2 separate regions of the Mus musculus genome follow, and region 2 is linked to region 1. The links are chromatin loops, found by intact Hi-C in ENCODE. Cell type or tissue: heart. All regions are shown on one strand. Links, peaks and the distances in the headings refer to the core of each region. The heading gives the core; the rest is flanking DNA.

Region 1 (9,523 bases), core at 791-8,790:
CTGCCGGGGAGATGTGCTGCAAAGAGGAGGCCTGAGCAGCGTTCCCACGGCTCAGTTCCTCGCCATTGTCCTTGGGCCACCTGAACTTAATACTCTGCTATAAATTAACTTTAAATCAAGTCATTTTTAGAACTTACTCTCACCTTGAGAAATAACTGTGAAGTCATAGCTATGATATTGCTAGTTATGTTTCTCTAATAGGGCTTACGATACCTAACTTTCAAAACTTAAACTCTGTGTATTTACCAAAATCGCCTAACACATTTCAAGTCTCACTTGGAAAGACCTCAGCAGTACCCCTGAGAATTACGTAGATGAGACAAGCCAGGGACCCTATGGTCTATGCAGAGGGTCTCAGTGTCCCTGGGACAGGACTGAATCTAGAGGTACTGAGGACAGGTCACCACTGCCCAAGCTGGCTGGTCCTTCTCTGCAGTTGAAGCTTTGTGGACTCACCAGGGACTTAAATATAGCAGCCATGGCTGATTGTCAAGCCATAATTTCCTAATAAAGAGTTATCTCCTCCCCTTATCATTTCCCAGTCCAGAGAAAAATCCTCAATAGCCTGAGAGTGAATAGCCAATGAATTGTATTACCATTCCATCTTGAATTTACCACTAAAAGTATCAGTCATAGTCAAGAGAGTTCTAGTTGCAAAAAGTAAGGGATTTATCAATTAAGAGCACTGGCTGCTCTTGCAGAGGACCCAGGTTTGATTCCCAGCACCCACATGGTGGCTCTCAACCATGTATAACTCCAGTTTTCAGGAGATTTGATGCCTTCTTCTGGCCTCTGCAGGCATTGCACACATGTGATGCAGACATACATGCAGACAAAATGCCTATACAAATATAATAATAACAACAACAGCTTTTAAATGACAAAGAAAGAAAGCAAATGGCCAAGATGTTAGGGGTGGCCAGCCTCCTGTTTCCACCAGTAACCCTTCCTGCCCACGCCTCCCAATCACAGAACAATAGCTTCTATCCCACATTGCACTGACATGACCTCCATCCTGATGAGAGTCTTCCTTCCCCACATGCAAAGTTCAAACAAGTAACTGTGGGGACTCTATGAAACATGGGTGTTTGCTGCACGTCAGTAACAACAGCCATCCCTCCCCAGTATGAACAGAGGGATGCTTAACACCACATGAGACAGGATGCAGAAGTCACAGATCAGCCACTCTGATGTTGACCTGTTGCAATACAGAAAGCAGGACTCCCCCAGAGTTCACGCATGCATACGATATTTAAGATGTCAGTCAGCTCTACGTTTTGCAATATCTTGCAATCAAGCAGTGAGCTGGTGGGGAAAAGCCACCCTCTTTTATATACTCTGAGGCTGTCAGTTTCACCCTGGGGCGTGCATCAGAAACCTCGGGGTGGGGGCGGTGGCTAGTTCACACACAGGCCAGATCACCAGAGGCCCCACGAGTCTGACTGCAGAAGCATGTGAATTTGCATTTCTAACCAGTTGCCATGTGACCTCTGCCCCCCTCTAACCAGGTTACCACTTGGAAAATCATCCCTTGTGTTCTTCTCAGGACCCTGCCACTGTATGGACAGAGACCCGCTCCTCTGCTCCCCACTGTATCACTCTGGTAACATGAGATTTCTGATCCTCTGAGGAGTGTGAGGTCTCTTCTCTTTAAAGTGTAATCACCCAGATATGAGAGCATCAGAATATAAATGACGCAGAAAAAGCAAAAACGTCGGATGCCAGTTCCCACTCTGTGCGCCTCACCACCCCCTCTCCCCAGAGCTGCAAATAAAACGAGACAAGGGACTCTGAACTGTTCCCGGTTTCCCTTAGGTTTACCCAGCAGCTCCCAGGACTAGCCCCAGATAAACAGCAGCTCGCACGGTCATCGAAGAATCTTCGTTTGACAGTAGATGGAGACCACCACAGAAATTCACAGCCAGCCAAAATGCAGGGAACACCCGACTGTGGGTGCTCATCCTCTGTTGGTACAGCTACAGCACAACCCTCACACCTAAAACTTAAGAAACATTTGGGGAGGGGGTGGAAAGATTGTAGGAGCCAGAGGACCGGGATATGGACAGTGCGATGGTGTCTTCTACCTATGACAGGAAAGCTACACCCATGACATCCCATCAATGTGGTCTCCTAAATAAGACCAGCACAGTGACAATACCACTTGGCGTTCCAAAGTGGATGGAGGGAATCTGACAAAGCCTAAGCCTTAGATGAATAGCTACAGGCAATTAATGGTTGCTAAGAGAGGAGACAGTCATTGTCCTCCAAGGATGAACCCCCATAGCTTATTCAATCCCAAGTGGTCAGCCCTAAGCATACATACATAAGAGCAACAGAGTGTTTGTGTGTGTGTGTGTGTGTGTGTGTGTGTGTGTGTGTGTGTGTGTGTGTGTGTGTGTGTGTAAAACAATAATAATTAAAGACAAGGTCATAAATTTGAGAGGGAGTTGGGGGAACATGGGAGGAGCTAGAGAGGGGCAAGAGAAAGTAGAAATGACATGAATATGGTACTCATGTATTAAGCTCTCAAAATACTAAAAATTAAAGTAAAAAAGATTTATCCCAGAAGTCTTAGGCGCCTTTAATGCTACAGTACACAAGAACAACGGCGAAAAGAAAATTTAGAATAGAACTTGTTCTTCAACAAGCTACTAATAACACAAACACGGACATTTATCAACCATTCATCTATCCAATGATACTGACCTACTAAGAAAACCAGGACACTCTCTGGTTCTAGTAGACTCTTCCATCCCAAAGGCATTTCCAACTATATATGAACTGTGCAAAACCCTACAATATACACTTTATTATGAGATACTTTTTTTTTCCAGAAAGGTCTTTGAAATGCTTCCCTTCGCTTATGTCAATGCTGGCCTCCAGGGCCAGATGAGTGAGATGCAGACATTGCTCAGTTCACCAGGAAGATGGAGTCAGCTTTGTCTTTAAAAAGTCCTTTCTGTTACCAGTTGCTGGTCATACTCCCATAGCCAACTACTTCTGTCTGACCCAAACAGCCTACCTCTTGTCCTCTGATGAGAAATTTCACAGGCAAATGGTCAACCAGGAAAAGCCCCCCACACGGTAGGTAGATCCAAGTGAGGCTCAGAGGGAATACAGAGGGCGGGAAGCGTTTTGTTCTCTCTCTCTCCATTCTGAGGTCCCAGCAACAGGATGCTTCACTCAGAGACAGGAAGAAGAGACACTCGCTGACTGGTTTCAAGCTCCAGGGTTTACACAAAGAAACAAATACCTACCCAGATGCCTTTACCAAGCATGCATTTAAAGATGCGTCCATTCAAAGATGGGCCTCACCAGCTAGCTGACCAGACCCTGGCCTTGCAGGGTTTGCCGTCCCTCCTAAAGAGTGGCAGCCTGCCCTGGGAGGCAAGCCTTCTTCTACATTCAAGTCGGGCACTCCCCTGCGCCACTCTGTTTAGTTCTTCACTGTAAACAGAGTCGACCCCAAGCTGGTCAGCTGCTAGCCACATGGTGGTAATGAGCCCGAGAGCCAGGAGTTCACAATTATTTCAGATTTACTCTCTTCCTGATCTTTCATTCTATCAGCAAAAACATCCTCTTGGCAGTGTGGACGGAGCTAAAACTTAAATTAAAAAAAAAAAAAAAAAGATAAAGAAGACCACGGAGAGACCATGGAAGGAGCAGCGTTCGAAAGTGGGGTAACCCAGGCCTCAGACTTGGCCTTGGCCTTTCACTGTCTTTTAACATTAAACATTTGCCCCACCTTCGAAAAGATAAATGTGGCTTTTGATGACAGCCAATGTTATCTGAGGATTAAAATAGCCCTCTTGCAGCGCTCAACATTAAAGTCTTCCGCGTTTGCAAAATTGCAAACAGATGCAACTCAAGTACCTGCAAACGATCTGCCAAGTCCAATTTCAAAAGGGAGATTTCAAAATATGTGGAAGTCATTAGGACATGTATTATTTTTGCAATGAATAGGCGCCAGGAGTGTCTCAAGGAGCAGATGGGTGCTACTTTGTTTATAAAAGATCAACAGAATATTCGGCTGTAAATGAAGACATATAAGCTATATGAAACAATTATGGTAAAATGGCGAACATTTCAAAGCTAATTGTAATGGTCTTTTAAGATCTGAATTCCTCATTTCTTACTGCATGCTAAAATATCATTTTAGTTTTGGGTCTTGATTGATATAATTACCAAAATGACAGAAAATTAAAGCAAATGCTGTCAGTTTTACTGTTGTAGATGTTCGCGGGTTATCGCTTGTTTACAGTTGCACCAATACTGATAAATGAATATTTTTCAACATGAATAAAAAATGTGACCTCCGTCTACCGGAAATCTTCAAAAAGGACAGCCCCGAACGCAAAGAACGCAGACAGAGTGAACCTCAAACTGCATTATCACAGACTTCCAAATAGCCTCTCTCTCTTCCTCAAGCTCAGCTTCAAAAGGCTTGTTAATAAAAATCTCCACGATACAGCAGAGGCAAAACAGAACTCACAAATGCTCCACTCACCCAGGTCCCTCAGTGTGCCTGTGTCACCACCCAAGCAGGATGGAGTTAAACCCCTGTTCCATTTGCCTGTTTTATATTGGTAATCATGTGAATTAGATAATTACTCATGGAAAATGTGATTAAACATACGTCGCTATTGCCAATACCGAATCACGAAGACAGGGCATTGCTGCGAATTGCTTTTAACATAAATAGCAAACTGGGCTCGTAAAAAATGTCCAGTTAGGCCAATATCTGATGATAGATGGGCTGATCCTATGACTTGCAAAGATGCAAATCCCATACAGGCAAAATGAGGAGTCACGTGGTACACCCCGGGTACACATTTCCACACAAAAGACTTCTTGGCTCAGAATGTGTTCAAAATGTCAGCAAGTCCTGCAAAGTTGAGCCTGTGTCCTGCAATTAAGTTACCTTGGGGACTGGAATTCTGTGAGTCGCAGGAATACTCTGTACACATCTGTAAGTTGAAGGGAGAGATATAAATGGGGGGCCGGAGAGAAAGTTAGGCTTAGAGGGAGCAAAGAAGAAAATGTCCAAAAGGAAGGAAGTAGAGGCAGCCACCAGCTCCCCACTCCCCAGCCCCAGCTCGCAGGCTATGAGCTTTGCGGGTCCGAGAGCCATGGCAAGGGAGGCCACAGGCTTCAGCATTTCCTACCCTGTCCAGCCTCTCCAGAAGAGCTTTCTGTAAATCTTTCAACCACGCACACATCTTCTCCCATGACAGGGGCCGTGCAGACGGAGACCTGCACCCTACAATCACTGATGAAATTTGTATTGACTCCAAAATCAAAAGTAATGAGAAGAAAATTGGTTCACAGCCTGACCCGACAGTTCCAGACTGCTGTATTGAAGTTGCAAAAAGACATTTTTTTTATTGTCTCCAGATTTCAATTAACGACATCGAGCCGCCCCATCCTCCCATTATTAGTTTGAACAGAAGATCAGATTTAAGAAGTTTCACTAAATTAATTACTGTAATAGTATCTTGCCTTTCTGGAAACCCTCTGTGGTTGGTAAAGGGAAGACATTCTTTTATAGAGTGTGGGGCGCACAGAGTCCACCCATCGAATGCCTCCATCCCAACACGTATTTCTTTAGGGTCACATATGTGTCTGTGAGATGGCACGTACATCCAGGCTACATCACTGCTGGGCGGAGTTATGAAACTAGAGCTCACCTCAACTGCAACTGCATCTCTGCAAATATGTCTTGTTAAGTTTCAGAGCCCAAGCTGCAAAGTCTTATTATGCCCAAGATCTTATGCCATCTGCTCCCCACAAATTATTAGCAGCGAGTCCCACAAACCATCACCATGAAAGCCACCAATGTGAGCTGGCCTCTTTGCATAGAATAGACTAAAAGAATAGATCCACCATTGCCCCGGTCTTGAGTAAAAATGCAAATTATGCCACACGGTGCTAAATTATTCTGGGATATTTCATAATGTGAATTAATACCCACTAGAGGCTAAGCCGAGATCATCAAACTCATTTCACATAAGACAACGAATTTAACCACCCGTGACTCTATGACTGAGAAGTTAACAGGACTTCTAGCAACACCAACCACTCCAAGGTAGATTGTCCCTAAACACAACTGTCCATTTTCAAGACCATCCCATCCAAGGTAACTTTCTCCACTCTCTGCAGACAGCAGAACATTTAATAGGTGCTCAGGATGTCTGTTTACAGAATGATAAAACCCATCCCATGCATGATGTTCCGGCTGCCTCTAGTTGCCATTCTTAACAAACCCAAGGCAGTTTTGTGTTTTTTTTTTTGTTTTTGTTTTTTTTAAGAGATCTGATTTCATCAAAGTGAAAATAAATCGCTCTGACTTTCCAAGCTCGGCACAGTTGGGCTGCCCGCTTCTTGTTAGCAAAAACAAATGTCATCTTTTCAATCTGCATTTCAGGATCCACATTCCAGTGGAGGGTTAAATGATTCTTTTTTTTTTTTTTCAAATGTGAACAATCAAATGTAAGACAAGGCTCTCAAACGGGAGTGGGGGGGGCGGTGAGGCTGGATCAAAGGCTCTGTAGCCCAATGCCAAATGTATCTGTAATGCACTTGAACAATAAGACAGGCTGTCCCTACCCTGGAATAACACTGCCCGTATGAATCCCAGGAATTTAGTGTATCTGACAGTTTCTCTCAACCACCCATAACATTCTTGCCTGTCTCACTGGAGCTGGCAAAGGAGAATTCTGTAATTGAGTGGTAGAGAACATGTGCCCTCCTCGCTAGAAGATGACAGATGGATTATAAAAACTTCAAAGCCGAGCGTTTGGAGCACCAGGGGAGAGATAGTGGGCATTTGAGCTCTCTGTCTTTACCCAGGAGACAATGAGGCTGTGACATGGAGCATATATCAAGGAGTGGTGTAACTAGATAGACGTAATCTCTCTTTTCACTGGGTCTTTAACATTCTGTTAGGAACAAGTTTCAGGCCGGCTAAAGTACAGCCGTCTTCACGCTAATCGTCACAGGGCCTCCGTGACATGCCCCCCCCCTTTTCAACTGTGGTTAAATCAGTCTTCTCTGCACACTGATCTTTCTTCCTCTCCCCCCCCCCCCCCGCCAAGGAGAGCTTCTGCTTTAGGGAGGAGGTGGTTAAAGAAAAGTTAAGATTATTGTCTCTTCTGACTCACTAATCTGCTGAAACCTTGTTGCCTTCCGCAGGACTAAGGAAGGGCTCTCTCCCAGTGCTTGTCTACCGGTTGCCTGTCTTGAAGCCCTACCACAATTCTCCTGAGCCCATCGAAAGCTGTTGGTGTCCTTCCACTGGTCCCCAGTGACCCAGCCTCCCTGTCTCCTCCCTTCCCATAGCCAGCCAGGACACACTAGCACCACTGGCAGTAAGGACACAGTCCAGTTCCTAATGACAGACCTGGTCACTTCTTGCCCCCACATTTCAGCAGAGAAGAGCAAGCTAAAACAAGGCAGAAATGATCCACCAGCAGTCCTTAATATCCAGGCTGGGGCCTGCTGGGCAGCATCAGGAAAGCTGTCCCTGGTCCCACACAGAAGCCACTGCATAATCATTCATATTGATTTGACGAATTGTCAGCCCAGACCCCCAGAAAAAAAAAAAAACTTAAATTTTCTATGTCTCTTAAAATTTTGATAGAGGCATAAAATGGCTTATAGAATCTAATTATAGCAACGGACTTCAAAAAAAATGTCTCAATGTCAGAGATTAGTGAATCAAAGGCACATTTTTTTAAATCGATTCTTCCTTCTGAATATTAACAGTATTTATCATTCACACTGCCCTCTAGAAACACCAGCTAGAAGCCTTCTTCACTCCACCACAAGGGTCTCCCTGTACCAATTAGGCCATCAAAAACCAATACACTCAGGGTGCAGGGGAGTGAGAATCCCGCAGGGGCAGGACCGTCCCTCTAGATCTGTAGCTTCTTGCCACCACCACTGTCGTCATCCTTTCCAGTCTCTCCCCATCCTCTTTAAAGTGCCATGAGACAGATGGAGTTAAAGTGGAATTATTTTTATGAGACTCACACAAACTTTCTAAAATAATCAGACACGCCCTCCATGCTCCCCTCATTACCATCCCACACTTCCAATGTCCCCACACGGAGTCATAAATGCCACAGAATTCACCGAGGCAGGATGAGCAGTGATCTGTCTGTCTGTCTGTCTGTCTGCACCTCCATCACTACAGATGTTTGTCAGGCAGACATAGTCAAATTCCTACCAGGTCCCTTTTATGCTCCATCTTTGATGGCCCCACCGTAGATGCCACGAACCTCACAGGTGGGTATAAATATGTCGACTTACTCAGAAATAAGGGAGGCATGTATCCCTGCATCGCTCCACACAAGTGGGGGACAGAACATAAACGAACTGAAGTTGATTTTAATGAACCTGCATGATATTGTTGTGAAGTAGATGGAAGTAATATCCGCAATGCTCCATCCCATGGCACATACTTCTGGGCCTCTCCATACTCTGGAATCTGTCTCCATCATTCCCCAGAGGAACCTACAGACCCTGAGAGAACCTGGAACGTGGTGCAGTACCAGAGCCAGCCAGGGCCAACAGAACCTTTAGGATGCACTCCCAAGAAATAGTGCTTTATGTTTTAATTTTAAAACTAAACTGGGCCTTCAATAGGAAGTAGAATGTTAAGGAGGCAGGTCAAAAATGTCCTGAAAAGTCCATATGGCCCTGCTCTCCATTTTTCAGTGAATTACATCTCATTATATGAGAAAGTGAATACACAGCCAAAGGCCAAGGTGGACCCTTCACCCAAGAGCCATGTGGGACCTGAGGATATGTCAGTGGCCCCAGATCTACCTGTCTGTACCTCCGAATCAATCCTGTTGGGAAAGATCTGGTCTAACGTCGTCCTTACGCTCACTGTACATTTTAGTGCCTTCTGAAGCAATGCAAAAGAAGATCGAACAGAACATCTGGGAGAGGTCAGTAAACCCAGAGCCATCACATGTGACCACAGCTCTCGCTCCAAACTCAGTGGCTTTTCAATGTATCAGGCTCTCTTCTCAGCACCTATCATTACCACGTCTACCAGCCACATCAGTTGCTTTCTCAGGATTATCCCAGAAAGGGGTGAAATCAATCCCTAACTACATTCGTGCAAGATCTTTCCAGAAGGGATGAAATCGCTTCCTTAACTAGACCTGCGAAAACCGTGTGGCGGACGAAAGTCCCACGCAAGCGCGCTTCAGGCAGCCCCGCGCCCCAAAGAGCTCATCCCCAGCGTGCCAACACAGCATCCTAACCCTTCCAGTTGCGCACTAATGCCTGTGTTCCTGGAGATGAAGCCCAGACTTGAGCGATGACAAGAGGGGAGAGGGCTGGGGTCTTTGAAGGAGGCCCGTGCACGAAAGCCCTTCTTAGAAGCTCATTTTCATCTCTTTCTCTCACAGTGATCTTCTGCCATGGTGGAATGTAAACACCACAGGAAGAGACGGAATCGTGAATTAAGGATTTGGAAGCCTCCCGTTAGAAGTAATCTTCAAAGAATGCA
Region 2 (9,523 bases), core at 1,110-9,109, 120 kb before region 1:
AAAAAAAGAACATTGATTTTGTCCAGAGACGAACTTGCTTTAGGAAAATGATTTTGCAGAGCCATCATTTGGAGACAACTGAGCAGACACAGGGCTGGACCCTAGTAAGAAGCAGCCAGGTGTGTGTCTTCTAGAAAATGGTGAACATCTAGAAACTTCTGTGCCCTCATAAAATAACCCTTTCAAGGTAAGAGAGGACATCAATGCTGAAACTCTAAGAGTGCAAGGCACCTATCGGTCTGAGGGAGCTCACATCTAAGGCCACAGCATAATTTTCTCATAGAGTGTCAAACAAATTCTTCCCCAGCCTTTGCTTCCATCGGTTGAGGTATAGAGTGATAAATGAATTCACACTTTCTATTCTTCAAAGGCCCACCCCCTTTTAATCCTTTTAAAACTCGGACTGTGGTGGCTTCATGGCCGCCATGTTCCTGGTGGTTGATGGCCCCAATGTTCCCAACATTGTGAGGTGACTTGGTGGGGTGGCCCATTTCCAGGAATGACACCATGCCACAGCAACGCTTAGCTCCACGTGTGAATTGCTATGCAGGCGACAAGTACTGCCTCAGGCTGGCTAATTAGGGGCACGGTCGACTAATTGGGCCCCACAAAGACAGACAAAAGGCTGACTGCTGGCAGAAAAGAAATTTCTATTTTTAGAAAAAGGCTTTCCCCTGAAGAATGCCCTCATACCTAGGGCTGTATGGGAGATTGCTTCTTCTTTTGAGGGTCATCCTGATGGAGAGGATCTGTGTAGGGGAAATGAGGAATAACTAAGTCTTTGAGAATGTTGTCCTGTGCTCTCAATGTCTCATTGACCAGCTCTATGCCATGGGCCATTCCTTAGTAGGGTAGAGATGATTCATCCACAGAACAGCAGCATCTTCCTAGAGGATTCTGGAGGGTAAGATGAGGCAAGGCTCAGAGCATGGTACCTGGCTTGAAGCAAACTATTCAGTTCCAACCATTGTTCCTCACCCCAGGTACCTCTCTCTTCTTCATTCACCCCACCAGCCTCCATCTCTTCTACCTGATGAGTTAGCTTAACAACCATCCCCTCCCTGTCCCCAAACCTGGCCTGCCTTCTCTAGTCCTAAGTCATGAACCTCTGCCTCCCTTTCTCACACACAGACCTCCCAGCTGTGGTGTGACCCCTCTCCAACTTCCTTCCTCATCCCCTAGTAAGACTCGGCAGATAGTGCTCTGCATACTGAGGGTGTGCCCTAGAGGGCTCAAGGAAGAGACCAGGTGTGGGTCCTGGGCTGCAGTCAGTGCAGAGGCAAGCCCTGTTTCACTGGAAAATGCCACACAGCAAAAGATCTGCACATTGAACCCTTTCAGCTCTCTCCTGAGTCTCAAATGTGGAGAGCCCCATCCACACAAAGGAGGAAAAGACATTGTCTCCATATTCTTCCTCAGTATTGTCACGTGAGTTCTGTTCAGAAGAATCCATGAACTCCATGCTTGGGATATGTAGATGGTTTCCTCTCTCTAGCTATATTCACAGGATGTCAGGTAACTGCTTACATCTTAACCCTAGCTGCTTCTATAACCTGAGCTAGAGCCATACCTCTTTCCCACTCTTCAAACCTTGACTCTGATCTTAGCTATCAATTTACCTATATGTGGAATCACCTAAAATTCAAGATGCTGGGCACACCTACATACCTAGGGATAATCTTAATCAGATCATTTGAGGTGGGAAGATTCATCCTAAACCTGGACCACTCCTAGTTGAAGCCTGCTTGCCCTCATTCTCATTGGTAGTTTATCTTGTTATGGAGACGCTCTATTTATTGCTGGTATTAGAACCTACTTCTTTGGGATTCCAATTAAGACCAAAGATCAGCAGCTCTCCAGGAGCTGAGATCACCCACCCATTCCTGTGGACTGAACAACTATTGGATTCTGGCCCTTTCCATGCGACTAGCCACTGTCAGAGTATATGAATCTCAGCCAGAAGCCAGCCTAATAAATTTGTGTGTGTGTGTGTGTGTGTGTGTGTGTGTGTGTGTGTGTGTGTGTGTGTGTGTGTTAGGATTTCAACTGATGTGATGAGATACCATAACCAGAAGCAACTTATTTTGCTTATACTTTCACATCACACTTCATCATCGAAGGAAGTCAAGACCAACAGGAGTTGATGTGGAGGCCATGGAGGGATGTTGCTTACTGGCTTTCTCCCTCTAGCTTACTCAGCCTGCTTTCTTATAGAACCCTGAACCACCAATGTAGGAGTGGCCACATTCACAATGGACTGGCCTTCCCCCATTAATCACTAATTAAGAAAATGCCCTACAGGCTTGCTTGCAGCCTGATATTGTGGAGGCATTTTGTCAGCTGAAGTTTCCTCCTCCCAGATGACTCTAGCTTGTGTCAAGTTGACATAAAATTAGCCATATATACATATTCCATGTATATGTATATGTGTATGTGTATGTGTGTGTGTGTGTGTGTGTGTGAGTGTGTGAGTGTGTATGTGTATCTGTATGTGTATGTGTATGTGTATGTGTATGTGTATGTGTATGTGTATGTGTATGTGTATGTGTATGTGTATGTGTATGTGTATGTATATGTATAGTATATATATGTACATATGTAGATCGGTTATAGATTAGATATAGATATTCTCATTCTATCAGTTCTGTTCCTTTAGAGAACCCTAACTGATATAACGCTCAAGGCTCTGAGAAACCCAGACTGCCAAAGTCACTGAGACAGGTGGGACAAGGACCAAAATCTGTATCCCTAGCAGCAACAACAGAATGTGGTTGGCTCACAATAGGCCCTCAGGAGGCTGGGGGAACTTGAAATCACCAACTTCCTGGTGGAACATCTGTCCCCCATGAGAGACCCAAGATGGTATGGACAACCAGTAACAGACATTACATGGCTTCTTTTCATAGGGTCTTGTCACCACTCCCAAACTCCTCACCTCCCTCTCTGATGGTCCCTGAGTGTGGACCTATTCAGGCTGGTGTAAAGAATGAGTCAGAGAGATGAAGACTCAAGCAGAGACCTCAGGAGGGATAAGTAGATCTATGGGGAACTTCAAAAGCTTACTGAGATCTTGCTAGCAGTTGGGACACAACCAAGCCACCCCAATAAGCCACACAACCATGTCATTAGACACAGAATATGTCAAAGTCCCAAAGCTAAGATGAGGCTGGGTTCTATATGCTTTTAGCAGTATCAGTGCTGGCCTCTGAGCCTCTCAAGTCATGAGCTGAAAGACATCTCATGGTCCACAAAGGGGCTGAAGTTAGACTTGGGGCCTACAAAGGATACAGTCAGAAAGGGGGTAGCACTTGAACACCAAAACAATCCATATATGGGTCCTGGCCTGTAAATAGAGCTCAAGTAGAAAACATGCAGGACCCTGTCACATCTGAAGCTACTGAGACTGAAGGCTGATTTCAAGGACCCTATGCCTGGTAGGAAAGCCTGCTGCCCCTCCCTGCCTGGGCTCTTCTACCTCAGTGATGTGTTCTTCTTCATGTCTGTGCCCAGTATTGGGACACATCTCTTGGTCACAGTATTCCAGAGATCCTCTATCCCTTTCCTGGGTCCCTACCTCAAGATTGGCATGTCCATGCCATGCCTCTATGTGTGGCCATGCCCTCAGTATCCCCTCTGTGACTGGATTATGAGTCCCTCGGGCACCTGAGTAGTAGATGCCTCAAGATATGCTGGCCATTCACAGAGGGATCACCGTGTATAATGAGCTGGGTGGTAAGTGACATAATAGCAAGGTCCTGGCCTCATGAGGCACATGCACCATGAGGGAGGTAGCAGAAGTCAGATGAGTGGATGAAATCCGCAGGGGGTGCCACGAGGAAATTCAGCTGGACAACCCTAGAGTGACTGCCGAGGGGCGTTTGGTGGGTCTAGTGGTCCCTGGGGGCCTTCTGAGGAAGGAGCACCTGACTTGCCTGGAGTTAGCTGCCTCCACAGTTTATATTATAGCAGGTGTGCTTTCTAAGATTTCTGTCAGACATAGTCAAAAGTGGCCCGAAAATATTGAATGGGAAATTCCAGGAGCAGACAATTTGTAAGTTTTAAATCACCTCTTATTCGCTTCATGCTGCTGTGTCCTGTCCAGGCTAGCAGATTCACCCCCTGACAAGCTATCCAGCCATCTTCAGGCTCTGGTTGGGCCTAATTTTGGAATTAAACATCATAGTAAAGGCACTTAAATAGAAAGTTGCTTTTATTCAGCTTAGGGGTGTATCCACTGGGTAGGGGCTCTCCACAAATACTCCATAGGTCAGGAGGACTGTTGCTGTAAGTCTGCCTACCTCTTGACCCTGACCAATTTTGTTTTCTTAGCACTGGTCCTGCTCAACCACTGTCAAGAACAAAAAGCACTCTCAAAGGCCAACCTGAACACCATGAAGGTGCTAATGAGTATCTGAGGCAGAACCTGATGTTCTGGCCCTTCAGAGACTCTACCTCTACTGGCCAGTGATGGGTGAAGGGCACACGGTACTCAGATGGGAGATCCCCACTGCTTCTGAAATCGGGCCTTTTTGAAGTGTAGAATCAAACAGAAGCCACAAAGATGAGCCCTCAGACCTGAAGAGACACAGCAGAGATCTGCATGGTGGCCAAGAACCACTGCCATAGTAGACAAATAGGTAGGTTTGGGGGTGAGGGATATCAAGAGTGTTCAAGTTGTGAGTCACAGGCACATGGCACTTGGTTCTCACTTAGCAAACAATTGGCCTTCAATTGAGCACCATAGAGCATGGGGAAGGAAAAGGGTATGATGCCCACCTGGCATGTGCATGGACCCATACACATACTTCCATTCATGTGTCACTCACGACATACATACAGGTCTAGACCTCCCAGGCTACCTACAAGAACAAACCTCATAAAACATATATATAGGGGCGTCCTGTGCACACCATTAACCTCAACTGCACACACACACACACACACATACACACACACACACACACACCTACAACTCTCTAGGCCACCAAGTGCACAGGATGCCAGCACTCAGGAGCACACACCAGCAGGCACAGTGACAGATGCTCATTCTATTCTCCCTGGCATCCACACCGGTGTGCAAATTCAAGTCCACACACTGTCACACTACAAGCATGTGCACTCTGTCACAACGGCTGGCTTTGCTCTTGAACATCCCAGGCTATCTAAAGAGCAAGTTCCAGAAGAAGGTGACAGGAGGGCACCAAGGCCAAGCAGTGTGGAACAGGGAGGGACCCGCGGTGCAGCGGTGCTGTGCGCAGGTAGCTGGGAGCCCCGCGGTGATTACTATGCACCAGCAGCTGTCTCGGCGCGGTGACGGCGCCTCTAATTGATCTCATTATCTCCCCCTCCGTAAGGTGAAGTGCGGCCGCTCGGCGGGGCCCGGGCGCGGGCTGGGGCCGGCTGGCAGGCGGCGGGGCGGGCGGCGGATGAGGGCAGCGTGAGATCGCGAGGCCGCCTTGCCACCGAGCGCCACCGGGAGCCACCGGGCGTCGTGCCAGTGAACGTACGCGTGAGTGAGTGTGTGTGTGTGTGTGTGCGTCTGTGTGTGTGTGCGCGCGCGCGTGCGTCTGTATGTCTGTTCGTGTCTGTGTGTGTGTGTGTGTGTGTGTGTGTGTGTGTGTGTGTGTGTCCGCGCGTGCGCGCGTGTTTGTGTGAGTGAGTGTGACCCGTGAGCTGGCCTTCACACACATCCCGGACCCAAGCGGCGTTTTTCTGGTCACTCCCAGAGTCTTTGGTAATTGCATGAATGCTGTTATGTCTGGTTTCCCCATCATCACCTTGCTCTCTCTCTCTCTGCAAGGGCCGCGCCTACAAGTTTCCCCTCACCCCCTCTCACCGCCGCCCACCCCCCACCCCCACCTCAACCCACGACACCCCGCTCCTGTTAGAACCAACAATGATCCTCAATTAACCCTGTGCCCAGGGCCGCCTGCGTGTGAATGCTACGCTCTTCAGGCTTATGGCCGCAGAACCCCGCTGGGCCCGGGGCCAGTCTTCCTCCCCCGCAGGACCTGCAGGGGGCTCAGGGTAGCGGGGCTGCTACCCTTGCCTGGCTCCACAACCCACCTCTCCCTGCTGCGGAGAGAGGCCAGAAACAGCCTGAGGAGTTGTAGGAGGGGGGCCAAAAGGAAAGGAAAAAAAAAAAAAAAAAAAAGGAAACACTCAGTTTGTTGTGTTTTCTTGGGGTTTGTTTTCTTGCCAAAAAAATTACCCCCTTTGTCTTTGCGCAAAAGAGGCAGTGCGGGCACCTTCTGCTGGGCGCCGACACGGTGCCAACGCGCCTTGCTTAAGGGCGGCTTCTGTTCCTTTTCTAGCCTCCCCAGATATATTTTTAACATACAAAACACTATATTTAATTGGTTATAGATCTCCGTTCTCTTAGCACTACTGGATATCACAGAAAAACACATTAGTACAGAACAATTAGTACAGTGGCAGTAAACAACTAAGGCACTATTAAGCTGTGGGTGATTAAATAGCATTACTTTTTATTTTTTTATGGTGCTAGACTCAAAGATGGAGGAAATATAAAATATATCTATTTTCATTACTATTCGTAAAAATATATAAAATGTAAATATAACAGGTGTTTTACATTTCTTAAGGTATTATTTATGCCGAGCATTTCAATCAGTAGGCAGATGCTTCCCCCCTTTTTTAATAATAATAAAAAAATTATTTCTTTATATACTTCCAGGCTTGTATTTTATATCCTCATGTACCCGGATATTTAAGCAGAAATATTACTTAATTGGAGTTGCATACTTGGGCGAGAAATTACTCCCATACCTATGCCATAATTAAAAATAATAATAATGAGGCTTCCATCTAATCTAACTATATAGTAGATGGTGTCTGTCTTTCCAAAGAGCAGAGGGGGGTCACTGTGTGTTACAGGAGTTGAAGGCCTTGCAGGGTGGGGGTGACAGCTGGGGCTGGGAGGGGTCCACCTTGCTCAGAGTGGGCAGCCCCAGCGCCCCACTGCTGCCCATGGCAGCTCAGCTCTGCCTCTGAGTGTGTGTAGATCATCCTAGGCGTTCTGGCGCATCCTTTCCTAGGCATCTGATTAAGTTAACAATATGCTGCTATTTGCATGCAGATTTGCGGGGCTTTCTCTCCAGCTGCTCCCTGGACTTGGTCGCTCTCTGCGTTGTGATAGGCACAGCAGTCCCTAAATGCAATCTTTGTCAGGCCCAGGTGTGCTCTCATTGAGGACGCCTTCCTTCCCAGCAATTTTTCTTTCTGTAGCGTTTATAAGGCTCTATTATAGTATAGCCACATCTGGAAGAAAATTCTCCTATTAATTATATACTTTTACGGCCAGGAAGACAAATTCTAAGAGATACCAACATTTTCGTTGCTGTTGTTTTTATTTCTTTGACAGGCTGGGTTTTATTTTATTTTGTGTTGTGTTGCCAGGCATTTCAATATTTAAAGAGCCATTAACCAATGGAGGATGTGTGGATTTCGAGGAAAAAGGAAACCACAGCGTCAGCCTCACCAGAAAAGGCCAGAGGAATGACAGCATTGAGATTTTAGCAGGCCCCAAAGCCTAAGTGAGAAAAAGTCTTCTCTACTAAAGTGATATATATATGTGTGTGTGGATAGATAGATAGATAGATAGATAGATAGATAGATAGATAGATAGATAGATAGATAGATACACATACACATACACATACATATACATACATATATAGCCATTAACCTTTAACCTAGCCACTACCAAGTGGACAAACTCACTCCCAAATCACCAGACCATCTGATCCCTTCACAGTCTGAACAGAACCAAACTGAATCAGCTGACCCACAGGCTGCCTTCTCTGTGTGGCAGGGGTAATTTTCCAATCCAGTTTGAGTCAGATAAAAAGAAAAAACTGTAAAGCCAAGTATCTATTCTCGTCTTTCAGAAAGAAATAAGCAGCTTGGCCCAGAATGTCTGAAAGTGACTTCAAACTCAGGTAGGTTTGGTTTTGGTATTTTTTTTTCTTTTTTATTTCTTATATGTGTTTTTTTTTTCTTTTGTTTTAATCTTTTTTGGAATTGTCACCAGATCAAATGGGAGAAAGCAAAGAGGATGATGGAGGATGGGGGTTAACTACCAGACGATCCCTATCAGAGAAGAAGATCAATTCAAAGAGCTAGGCAATCTAATCGTTGGTCAAAATTTATTTCATGAAGAGATAAGGCCATTGTGGAGGCAAGTGGGAGTGTGTGCTGGCTGGGGAGACTCACACCCACACACCTTTGCGCACGTGAGTGCTCATATAAGCCTCATACGCATGCCTGTGCTCATACAAGCTCAGTGGGAACAGAGAGACTTGAGTGAGTACTGCCATTTCTACTTTTGATGCCAAACTCTAGCAGGTGAGATTCTGAGCAGAGCGTTGGCTGTAGGTCGATGCAGCCCATGTGATAAAAATGCTGAAGCTGCCTTCTGCAGGCTCATGCCAGGCCTCCCTGTTCTAATGCTGGCACCAGGGAGGTACCAGGGTCTAGTTCCTGCAGAACCACCTTCTAGCAAAAGGACCTTTCTCCCTGCCCACCCTCTCCCTGCTTCCTCTGTTCCTTGGTTCCTACCTCTTCCTTCAGAATGGCCAGCTGCTTCTACTCCCTCTGCCTCTAGGCCTGGACCCATGGGCTCTACAAGCAGGTCCCATCCTTGTACCATGGTTCAGCCTTAGTTTCTCTAGCTGTAAGATGGGTTGCACCCCTAAGTGGGTATTATACGAACGAAGGTACTGAACTATACTTTGAGTATAAACAACTGATAAATAAAGTTTCCTGAGATTCCATTCTGTGGGTCTCATTATCCTATAAGCCTTGATGTTACAAATTATTGTATGTTCCATGACACTTAAGAAAGATCTGTAAATTTACAGAAATGAAAAATATACATGGTGTGTGTGTGTGTGTGTGTGTGTGTGTGTGTGTGTGTGCGCTCGCGTGTGCACGCTTATAGGTATACATTTAAAAATAAATCATGCACAGAGAAAGCATTGAATTTTCAACTTGGCTTTTGGGGACCATGGTCTTTTAACTCCTCATACTCTATTCTCTCTGTCTCTGTCTCTCTGTCTCTGTCTCTGTCTCTCTGTCTGTCACACACACACACACACACACACACACACACACACACATCATCCCACCCGCCATCCTTCTGCAAAAATAGAGCAGAGAGGCAGATGCAGTGAGACTGGATTACATCACTGGAGAGAGCATGTGGCATTGAGGGAAGGAAAAAAAAATAAGAAAAGACAAATGACATTTTGCCGCTATAGTGTGCTATTTTAGTGGTGATGGTTTGACTTTTGGCCCAAATGCATATGCCAATGGCAAGGCTAACTCCAGGGACTCACAAAAAAGAATGCGTGTTCACAGCTGTACTGTACACCAATACAGATTACATGTTTTCAGTGTTGCGGCCACAACAGAATGCTAATTAACATACTGGAGAGATGAGAGCGGCTGCAAGGGCCTTATTGTTCCATTATTTCATGAAGCCCAGCTGCCTTTGTTTATG

The links. Hi-C counts contacts between places; a loop is a spot of excess contacts. Peaks named below come from ENCODE experiments on the same cell type or tissue, not always from the same donor. Only the 100,000 strongest peaks of a DNase experiment are listed, where the experiment ranks them.
Region 2: a loop joins it to region 1, with 2.1 times the contacts of the local background. A loop is called at or near these places in 2 of 42 quality-filtered maps.

What each region holds. Positions count from the first base shown.
Region 1 is chr7:37,739,666-37,749,188 of GRCm38, forward strand. The region is part of intron 1 of Zfp536 (zinc finger protein 536); the gene reads right to left. Among named protein-coding and RNA genes, the nearest start is that of Zfp536, 25 kb to the right of the region's middle. In heart, for the core only: no CTCF peak of the experiment used is centred there; no DNase peak of the experiment used is centred there; H3K4me3 peaks cover 250 bases; H3K27ac peaks cover 629 bases; H3K27me3 peaks cover 586 bases.
Region 2 is chr7:37,618,908-37,628,430 of GRCm38, forward strand. The region is part of intron 3 of Zfp536 (zinc finger protein 536); the gene reads right to left. Among named protein-coding and RNA genes, the nearest start is that of 4930505M18Rik, 46 kb to the right of the region's middle. In heart, for the core only: no CTCF peak of the experiment used is centred there; no DNase peak of the experiment used is centred there; H3K4me3 peaks cover 1,328 bases; H3K27ac peaks cover 736 bases; H3K27me3 peaks cover 4,422 bases.